Regions from separate parts of the Homo sapiens genome. Here region 1 is linked to region 2. A link is a loop called in an ENCODE intact Hi-C map of the cell type or tissue named here. Cell type or tissue: tibial artery. All regions are shown on one strand. Links, peaks and the distances in the headings refer to the core of each region. The heading gives the core; the rest is flanking DNA.

Evidence for each region. A loop is a pair of places that touch in the nucleus more often than their neighbours do. Peaks named below come from ENCODE experiments on the same cell type or tissue, not always from the same donor. Only the 100,000 strongest peaks of a DNase experiment are listed, where the experiment ranks them.
Region 1: it touches region 2 in a loop (2.2-fold over the local background); 8 of 110 quality-filtered maps call a loop at or near these places.

What each region holds. Positions count from the first base shown.
Region 1 is chr4:48,565,760-48,571,153 of GRCh38, reverse strand. FRYL (FRY like transcription coactivator) reads left to right here. Exons shown (of 64, transcript NM_015030.2): 27 at 236-327; 28 at 3,734-3,906. Among named protein-coding and RNA genes, the nearest start is that of ZAR1, 78 kb to the right of the region's middle. In tibial artery, for the core only: no CTCF peak of the experiment used is centred there; a DNase peak (open chromatin) is centred at 2,903.
Region 2 is chr4:48,511,729-48,517,122 of GRCh38, reverse strand. FRYL (FRY like transcription coactivator) reads left to right here. Exons shown (of 64, transcript NM_015030.2): 56 at 1,848-2,095; 57 at 4,435-4,642. Among named protein-coding and RNA genes, the nearest start is that of ZAR1, 24 kb to the right of the region's middle. In tibial artery, for the core only: no CTCF peak of the experiment used is centred there; no DNase peak of the experiment used is centred there.

The sequences.
Region 1 (5,394 bases), core at 75-5,074, 54 kb before region 2:
CCTGACACACAGGGGTTGTCACCATGTAAGATGTCATGTGACCTTATTTGACTCATTCATTTCAAACTGTTCACTCATACCTCTTTGAGGCAGTAGCTACCAGAGTACCCACAGTCTACACTGTACAAGCAAAATAACTTCAATGAGCCCAGAACCTCTCTCTGAGGCAGTCACATTATTCTTTCCAAGTTACACCAGCAGGATTTTAATTAATGTGTTTGTATCTTTGGAATAGAATATGAAACGGCGCAGGCGTCGAGACATTTTACGAGTACAACTGGTACGAATATTTGAACTGCTGGCAGATGCTGGTGTCATTAGTCACAGGTCAGTATTGGATTCACATTGTTAAAACTCTGGAATGATCCTAGAGAACGTAATCTCTTTTCGCTCATGAAATGTATAAAAACAGAAAAGCACCATTGCAACAAGAAAACCTGTATGTATCACTGTGAAAATTATTTAACAAATAAATATGCATTCGATACACTGACCAGTAGCTAAAAATGTATTGAAAAATCTACTACCAGAATTGGATTGCTTCTGGCAAAAAATGGATATAATGTTCCTATGATTTTGATATTTGTTGGAACCTAGTTATCTTGGCAAGTGGACAGTGGTAGCTTTTTCTGTCACAAAGGAAAAAAGATTTTCCTTTTTCTTACCTCATTTTAAAGATGTTTTTCTTCTGAGCTTGAAAAAATAATATATTCACAGGCTAAACATTGTAAAGCTTACAAATTTATTCAAATGAACTTGCTATCTATCCTGCCAGGGAAAATTATGAAATCTTACAAATATAATTCATAACTGTTTTCCACCATTCACAGATAAAACCATGAAACCTGGAGATATTGCCGCAGTAAAGGCATCTTCACACTAAGCCCAGCCCCTTGAGGAAAATTCCATCAGCTGAATGTTGAAAAATAACTATTTCCTTAGGAGGATAATGGTGTTACCTGACCGTTGAAGGAGAAATATAATAGATGTGACCATATCCAAAAAGGTCACTGAAAAGATATCTTAAGGAAAAAAAAATGGACTAGGTGCAGTGGCTCACGCCTGTAATCCCAGCATTTTGGGAGGCTGAGATGGGTGGATCACTTGAGCCCAGGGGTTGGAGACCAGCCTAGGCAACATAGCAAAATCCCATCTCTATAAAAAACGCAAACAATCAGCCAGGAATAGTGGCAGACACCAGTAGTCCCAGATACCTGGAAGGCTGAGGTGGAAGGATCACCTGAGCCCAGGACATTGAGGTTACAGTGAGCCTTGACCATGCCACTGCACTGCAGCCTGGGAAAAGAGCGAGACTTTGTCTTGAAACAAAAAGGAAAAAAAAGAAGTATTATTAATCCAACAAGTGTAGTAACTATGATAACTGCACAGCATTATTCCTTTAGCATTTCTCCCAATTATTTATTTTACCGAACACCTTTCATATGTAGCATTGAATGCTTTTGACAAATACTTTCAAAATAGATTTTTAATCAGAGTATTTAAACCATTGATTTACTTTTCTTTCTTAATAAAAAGCAAATAAAAAAAAGAAATATTGGCCGATGCAGTGGCTCACACCTGTAATCCCAGCACTTTGGGAGGCCAAGGAGGGCGGATCACCTGAGGTCAGACTATCCTGGCCAACATGGCGAAACCCCGTCTCTACCAAAAATACAAAAATTAGCTGGGCACGGTGATGCGTGCCTGTAGTCTCAGCTACTCGGGAGGCTGAGGCAGGAGAATCACTCAAACCCAGGAGGTGGAGGTTGCTGTGAGCCAAGATAGTGCCATTGCACTTCAGCCTGGGTGAGAAGAGTGAAACTCCGCCTCAAAAGAAAAAAAAAGAAAGAAAGAAATACTATTCTCTTTTCTTTCCTCCACAAAAAATAAGAGTTAAAGTTAGGAAAAGTGAAATTGAAACTTGTGGGCTTGATGCAAAAAATTAACAACCTGATACACATCTGAATCTTCTTTGGTTGCTTTAATTGTAGCATTCGTAGAAGAATCTTTGAATGGTTCTATTTTGGGGACTGCAAAATTTTGCTGTATTTAAAATTACCAAAAACTATATGACTATTAAGCAATAATGATTTTTGAACCCAGTTGTGTATTTTGTTTTGAAGTATTTTTTAAAGAGTTATTAATAGAAAGTTATTGCTATTCTGGATTTTTAAATTTTCATGGCTACGGAAAAAAATGAATTCTGAATGCCAAGAAGACAGGGAGCTTTGTTTTGTTCACCTAGTGGATTTCATGTGCCTGACACATAGAAGGTAATGAATATTTGTTAGATTAATGAAGATTTTATTCTGGTACAGGTTGTAGTCCACTAAATCAGTTTCCTATCCACTAGTAGGTCATGATCCAGAGCTTGAAAAACACTCATTTAAGGAATAAAGGAAAAAATTTGAAAAACACTTATTTAAGGAATAAAGGTCATACATTGATTCATTCAATACATATTTATTGTTGTAGACTGATCTAGTTAATATACTGTAGTACCATTGCCACTCCTAACTCTTGTTTTCATGGGTTTAGGGTATTTATTCCGAAGTTACTCATAACTAGTAAAAAAAAAATTACCTTTAAAATAATATATATTAGAAGTAATTTTCAAACATAATAAGAAAAAGCTGACCTAAACAAATGCATATGTAATAGCTAATCATTTATATAGCACTTATTGTTTACTAGGCCTTTTCGTATATAGCAGTTCATTTACATCCTTACTAAAACACTCTGGAGTAGATACTGGATATATGCTTAATGATTGGTGAAACAAGACAGGAATCCAGGACTTCTGACTCTAACCAAATACTCCATCAGTCAGTCAGTGGTTGCCAGGCGCAGACATAGATCCCTTGCCTCAAAGAAAACCTCATTGCAGATACATCTTTCTTCCTTGAGACAGGCTCTTGCTCTGTCACCAAGGCGGGAATGCAGTGACTAGATCACAGGTCTCCCAGGCTCAAACAATCCTCCCACTTTAGCCTCCCGAGTAGCTGGGACTACAGGCGTGCACCACCATGCCCGGCAAATTTTTGTATTTTTTGTAGAGATGGGGTTTCACCATGTTGCACAGGCTGGTGTCAATCTCTTGGACTCAGTGATCCACCCACCTTGGCTTCCCAAAGTGCTGGCATTACAGGTGTGAGCCACCGCGCCCAGCACATTGCAGATATTCTTAAAGGCAATTTCATAGGTATAGAAAGGTTTTGAAACCCAGTACTCTACCCTATTCTTACAAGAATTCTCTTAGATTTTTGCATCCCTGATAATACCTATCCCAGAATGTTACTAAGTGACTAATAGATATTTAATTATGCTGAAGGCACAATATGAATAGACATGGCAGCTATGAATAAATAGAACTAGTCTTTCCTCTTTCTACTTTTCTAAACTGATCCTCCCCATTTCATATGCCTCCTGTCTCTGTATTTAGAAATCTGTGTGTTTCACAGAGAGGAAACAACATTTAGCACTGAGTTGATTTAAGTTAGATATGGAGTTGAATAATATAAATTGCAATAGCAGTTCCTAGATTAAGAAGCACCATCTATTTTCATATTAAAGTAAGCAAAATCATATTCATTTAATTTTCATATATTAAGTTGCGTGCTGCCATGAGCATGCAAAATTAACATGTATTATTCTGATTTTGAGTATTAAGAATTTTTTATTTAAATCATAAAGTCCCATTTACTTCATCTTTTGTTTTCTTCAATATTTTCAGTGCAAGTGGTGGCCTTGATAATGAAACACATTTTCTCAACAACACTTTATTGGAATATGTAGATTTAACTAGACAACTCCTGGAAGCAGAAAATGAAAAAGACTCTGACACACTGAAGGATATACGATGCCATTTTAGTGCCTTAGTGGCGAATATTATTCAGAATGTTCCAGGTATTATTTTCAGTTTCTTAAAGCATTATTGAGTATTAAGGAACCGTCATATTTTTTCTTTCCTTGAGGTTTAATAATCTAAGTTGATAAAGTAACGTATGAACATACTGGAAAAATATGTCAGCATAACCTGGATGGCTGGAGTTTGTTTTCCCTTTGAATTATTGTCACTGATTAGAAATAAAAAAGCAACCCAGCATAGAATTTCAGTAATAATCAGGATACTGACACAAAAACCTGGAGAAATCAATAGAATAAGCTCTTTAGGATAGCCTTGTTTTAGATGCAATAAGCAGAGTGCAGTGTCTCATGATAATTGAGAATAAAATTAAGAAGATACTTTTGAATAATGGGAAAAGAGTATAGGCCATAAATACAAAATGTAACAAGGATACCGTGTTACTGATTTACCAGATATGTTCCAATTATTGAGTAGGGTCTATATCGACAGATACTGGTTTAGATACTAGGAAGATTAATATACACAATTACATTTTTAAAAGTTAAATTATTTACAACTGTAAGAAGTAATGTGACTAGCCTTTGGCATACACTATAAGTGTTTCTTTTTCTCTTTGAAAAATTAAAGTCACATTGTTATTTTGAATAGTATATACAGACAGTGGATACCTAAAGAACATGGGTTGTATTTTATAACAGGGTCATTAAGCACTTAATTACATATGTCAATTTCAACTGTAGGAGCCTTGTTTTCATCTTTGAAAGGAAAATGACACTGTCAAAGGAAAAGAGCATATTTTTTTCGAAATTTTCTGATCTGAAGCTCACTAATATAAAGATGTGGTTTAGTCTATTACTAAACACTTTTTTACAACTTCCACATTGGTTTATTGTGATACTGCTGAGTTTCTTCAAGAAGGATAGATGTAGAGAAATTATATAGTAGAATTTCAAAATGGGGGAAAAAAATCCTTGGAGATCATTTAAACCAGTGGTTTTCAAACTTTGGTGTTTCTCAAAGCCCTGAGGTTCTCTGATGCCATCCGCAGAAAGCAGCAGAATGTGTTTGGACACTAGGCCTGAACTGCCCTTTTATCTGTTTTATATACTGAGATTACATGTAAGCTTCCTTTAGCAGGAAAAGGCAGCTTTCCTGCTGAAAAAAAAAAATAGAAAGTTTGAAAACACGTATCTCGTCCAAAGCCCTTACTTACCAGTGAACCAAGATACAGAGGTGTGTCTGTGTTAAAATCTTGGCCAATCTTACCATATAGCCAGTGATAGCCCAGGGAGAAATGGACTCCTGGCCCCACCTCTGTGCCAGCCTTCATGTGCCATTGAGCCTGCCATGGAATTTCTGCTTGCAGAGATGCTCTATGTCATGTAATGCTGGGACAGGGTGACACAGACTGCAACTTTGTTTCTGTGATTTGCATATATATAAATGATCCCTGCTACCGCGGAGGTTTTTGATAGTTTAAAATGAAAACTTCTGCTTTCTTTTTTACACTATTACACATTCAATAA
Region 2 (5,394 bases), core at 53-5,052:
ATATAAACTGGTGGAAGAATTAAGAAATAATCCTACTATATTATATTTAATGCTGAAGTAAAGACTCAGAGTTTGCTGCTTTCCCTGCTTAACTAAATCCAGAGCAGTGTTCTCTTACACACTTTGTGTTTTCATGGCGTTATTTCTGTGCCTTTGATATCTTCTAATCACTTTCCCTGCAATATCATCCCTACCTCATGTTTGTCAAAACATGCTGTTTCCTCCAAGGAGACTCACCTCAGTTGCCTCAACTAGATTGAGAGCTTTCCCATCATTGAGTTACCAGCACCCATTTGTATGTTGCTGATAGTATTTACCGTACATTTACCATACTCTGGTATATGTTATTGTCATTCACTTACTAGCCTAACCCTGTTAGACTAGATTATAAACTATTTGCAGTTAGGAATTATTTATACCAGAGCACTCAGCCCAGAATCTAGTCAAAATCCTTCATTTTATAGATGAGTTTTACATATGAATAAGGCCTGGGCTAGTCTAGGGTTATAGGCTCTGACTTTCTCTTACTTTTCTTATTTTGGAAGGAAAATTCTATTTTTATCCATGAAAAACAGATAAGGAGCTACTCTACAGCTGAGAAGTAACTTAGGTCCAAATACTCAAAAGAAGCTGATCTTTATTCCTAGAACTATGACCATTAGTACTTATTTTCAAATTGATTAAACCAATAAACTAAAAACTAGTGTTGATACCATCATCATATATGCTTTGAAAGTGTTTTCCTTTTTTGATAGTAGCAGCTCATTCAACCAATATCTCTTGAGCCTCTACCACTTGTCTATCACATAGCAACATTGTTTCAGTAACATTACGGTGGATAGAAAGGGCACACCACTAGTATGCTTTATAACATGTATTTTCATTATTGTTTACTTCAAATGAGGAGAATATAGTCTTTTTTGATAATGAGCTTGTGATAGTTTAATTTTCAAAAGTATAATTATCTAAAGTGTCCTAATGTCTTCTGAACTGTAGCTAAGTGATGAAGCTTTATCAATACTCAAAGCCAAAATGAGATTTTGTAGTAAGGCCACCCTAGTTGTCTAGGTTCAGCATCCTTCTGATTGGTCAGTACCTACTCCTGCTGTGTGGCAGCCCCACAGGACGAGTGGGTTAATTATTTTGAGTCATCTCTCCTACTTATATCCGGAATATACTGTGTTCCACTGTAATGAAAGCAATGACATTTCAAACAGGAGACGATTTATACTAATAATACAAAGTTTTACTTGTGTAGAGTTAGAACATATATGAGAGAAGATATTTTACCAAAGCACATATTTCCAAGTAAACACCTAAATCCTGTTACTGAAGAGAAAAAAAGTCCTCAATGTTTCTATATGATAATAGGTGATATATTTTAATTTCAAAATATTTTAAACCTATGACCGTTAAAAATAATTTATAACTGATTCAAAAACTATAAAAGTGGCCGGGTGCAGTGTCTCACACCTGTAATCCCAGCACTTTGGGAGGCCAAGGCGGGCAGATCACAAGGTCAAGAGATCGAGACCATCCTGGCTAACATGGTGAAACCCCATCTCTACTAAAAAATACAAAAAAAAAATTAGCTGGGCATGGTGGCATGTGCCTGTAGTCCTAAGTATTTGGGAGGCTGAGGCAGGAGAATCGCTTGAACCTGAGAGGCGGAGATTGCAGTGAGCCAAGATCACGCCATTGCACTCCACTCCAGCCTGGGTGACAGACTGTATAAATGAACACCACTTAATAAAACAGACTTAGATGGATGGCAATACTTATTTATTGTGTTGTAAAATTCTTTTTTTATGTGTTTATAGTTCACTAAAACTATGATTGTTTTGTAGGATACAACTTCAGTATTAAAGGAGGAACATGTTACAACCTTTGAAGATGAAGGATCCTATATAATTCAAGAACAGCAGGAATCTCTTGTGTGTCAAGGAATTCTTGATTTAGAAGAAACTGAAATGCCAGAGCCTCTAGCTCCTGAAAGTTACCCCGAGTCAGTCTGTGAAGAGGATGTTACCTTAGCTCTGAAAGAGCTAGATGAAAGATGTGAAGAAGAAGAAGCGGATTTCTCCGGACTGTCTAGGTGAGAATACAGTATCATAAACACTGTAGTGAGGGGATAATCTCTCCCCTATTCCTTCCAAAGAGTGCCCCTCTGTTTCAGTTTACTTACTTTCATTTCTTTGTGTGTTTCAGTCTGTAATCATACTTTGTGTGTTTTAGTCTAGAATCATACTATCTTCGTTTTTAAAAATAAAATGCCTGACTCTAATGGGATATTTCTTCGATTATGGACATTCCCATAAAGAAAAACAATTAGGCTATTTTCAAAGCATAGTAAGTGGTATTCCACATTTAGAAGCACACCAAATATCTATTTTGGCAGATGCCAAATGGCCAAATGTTAAAATCAATATTGGAATGAACTTCCGTGATACCACAATTTGAATCTAAAATATATTCCAAAAAATTGTTTTTACAGTTTCATGATCAGTGGTCATATTTTTAAAGTTTTATTTCTATAATAGGCGAAGCAATTATTTCTTAGATGCTAGATTGCTCCTTTTAAATGTTTATGCTCCATACATTAAAAATTTATTACCAGAAAGTATGAAGAATTCTCAAGTGGAACTTTTTCTTTACTCAAGGACTAACTTGAATAATAATCATAATAATCATATGTTATATATAGCTTTTAGGGGAAATTTTGGTGGCTGTTACGAAACTCTTAAACCAAATAATTCTTTAACACTTAGAATTATAATAGAATATCCACTGTTTAAATTTCACAAATATTTGTGGTTCAATATTATGTTTTTTATAAAGGTATCTAACTTCATGCACTCTGTGAGTGTATCTATTTCCCCATTCAACAATTTGGAGCTCCTGGATAACTGTTTTTATATAAAATTAATATTTAATAATTATCGAGTATTTCAGAATTTTACTTTTACAATAAAAATTACACCTTTATACTTCATGTGATAATAGAGTTTTAACACATACAACACATTGGAGATTTTTTTTTACCATCAACATATCAAGAATACTTACCTATATTTGAAAAGATACAATCAGATATTAACAATAAATCTTAGTGATACACCTTTTTCATATTACTGATTTGAATATGGCAGTAGCCCATGCAACCACTCAATCATTAATCATGCACAAGTTCAGGGATGCCAGAAACGATGTTATTCAGCTATTTGGCTTTCTAAAAGGCTGAAGCCAAACAGTTGACTTTGGCCAAGTACTGCAGCTGAAATAGAATGGAGCATTCCTACTAAGTGTACAGGTTATCTACCCTAGCTTATAGTATATGTGTTAAAATCATCACCACAGTGACAGTTTTAAAATTAACCTTTTTGAGGTCTCATTTGTTTTCACTTCAGATGTCTGCTTTATTTTGATTGTTTTGATTGTTTTCTCCAGTCTTTACTCGGGTCCCTCCATGCATTCCAGTGCATATGGAAGACCATATGCATTGCTCCAAAATTTCTGTAAAGCCTTATAGAACTAGCTTGTAATGCGAAACATGCAATTTTAAGACCTTGAATAACACATTTCTTTTTTATGAAGTGTCAGACTCAATATTTCTTCCTTTTTTTGGCTGAGAGTTGTAGAATGTCCAACCCAAATACATCTTCATCTTTTTCCATTGTTCATTTTTGTTTGTATAATCTGACTTTAGGGATTATAAATTATTTGAAGGAAATGGCGAGGTCTTATGTTTCTTTGGAGTCAAATCTATTATCGGCCATATTGCTAGGAACATAGTATATGCTTATGAAATAGCTGAGCTAGCCATGTGTTTCCTGGCTAATAGCATTTGGACCCGTAGTCCTGGGTTCAAATTCTGGCTCTGTCATTTCTTACCCAGTAACTAGACATATTATTTAACCTTACTGAACTTTTTATTTCAGCTTTAAAATCAAGATAATAATAGAACCTAATCCTCATATAGTTGTGAAGACTGAATGAAATTATCCATATGAGGCCCCTAACATAGCCCTTAACACAAATGACCATGATCAAAACTTTAAGAATATTATTATCACCAATGTGAGGCTGTTCAAATAAAAGCCTCCAAAATTGACCATTGAAAATGAAAGCATTCTAATCGGTATTATTCATAGAAGTTACTAAAATGAATCCATAGTGGTGGCATATTATAGGACTTGGGTTATTTTAAGGTAGTTGCTTGAAATTAGAGTTCTAATTCTAAAAATGCTAACTAGAAAGAACAGGAATTCACTTATTCACACTTTCTTACAAGATTTAGGTTGTTGTACATTTTCTAAATCAGTGTGTATGATGAATAAAAATAACCTGTCAAATGACTTAAGCTGTCTTACGTGATTGAGCCTATTCTTTTTTTCTGAGATAGTGTTATGATATTTATGATATCTGTGTTAATAGTCAAGATGAAGAAGAGCAAGATGGTTTTCCAGAAGTACAGACGTCGCCTCTGCCGTCACCATTTCTTTCTGCCATCATAGCCGCCTTTCAGCCCGTGGCATATGATGATGAAGAGGAAGCCTGGCGCTGCCACGTCAATCAGATGCTGTCTGACACCGACGGGTCCTCTGCAGTGTTTACTTTTCATGTGTTTTCTAGGCTGTTTCAGGTCAGTGAGGTTCAGGGTTTCTGAATTCATATTATAGTTACCTAATCAAGTTACAGTTTTTCTTCTAAAATCAGCATCTCCGATTTTAATATTCCTACCAGTTTTAACAAATTTTTTTTTTCTAAGCTAATGGTATTACTTACATTGACACTGTGACATTGTGGTACTGCTGGTACATTACACAATGACTGGTAGAGATTTCTCCCCTAAGGCAATTAGAATAAAACTTCAAAACAACGTCTGATATGTTTTCTGCAGTATGCTTAGGCACCATCAGGATACCAAAGAAATAAAGGCCTAAGCTCTGCCTTCAGGGAGCTTACAGTTAATATATCATAAATCAGCTTATAATCAAGGCTTAAAGTAATGGACTAAAAGTGTCCATTGACTTTGTGAGGACCTTAAAGTTTTTAGCTGTTAAGGTTGCTTCCTCCCCAATAATAAAGATAATACAAGCTAAAATTTATTGAGTACCCACTACTTGCTAGGCACTGTGCTAAAGGGCTTTACGGTAAGTGTTCTGACACCACAACTATGGAATGTAGATTTGATTTTCAGCATTCAGTGGAGAGGGAAACTAAGGCACAGAAAAATGCCACCATTTAAGTTATTGTCCTCTGAACTATCTACCACCTTTCCTCCCTTTTCTCCTCCCAAATTTTGCCCATCTTGGAAGACTCAGCTAAATGCATTTTCTTACCGAAGCCTTCCCAACCACTCCAACCTCCAGTCTCTCTCATCCTGGAAGTTCT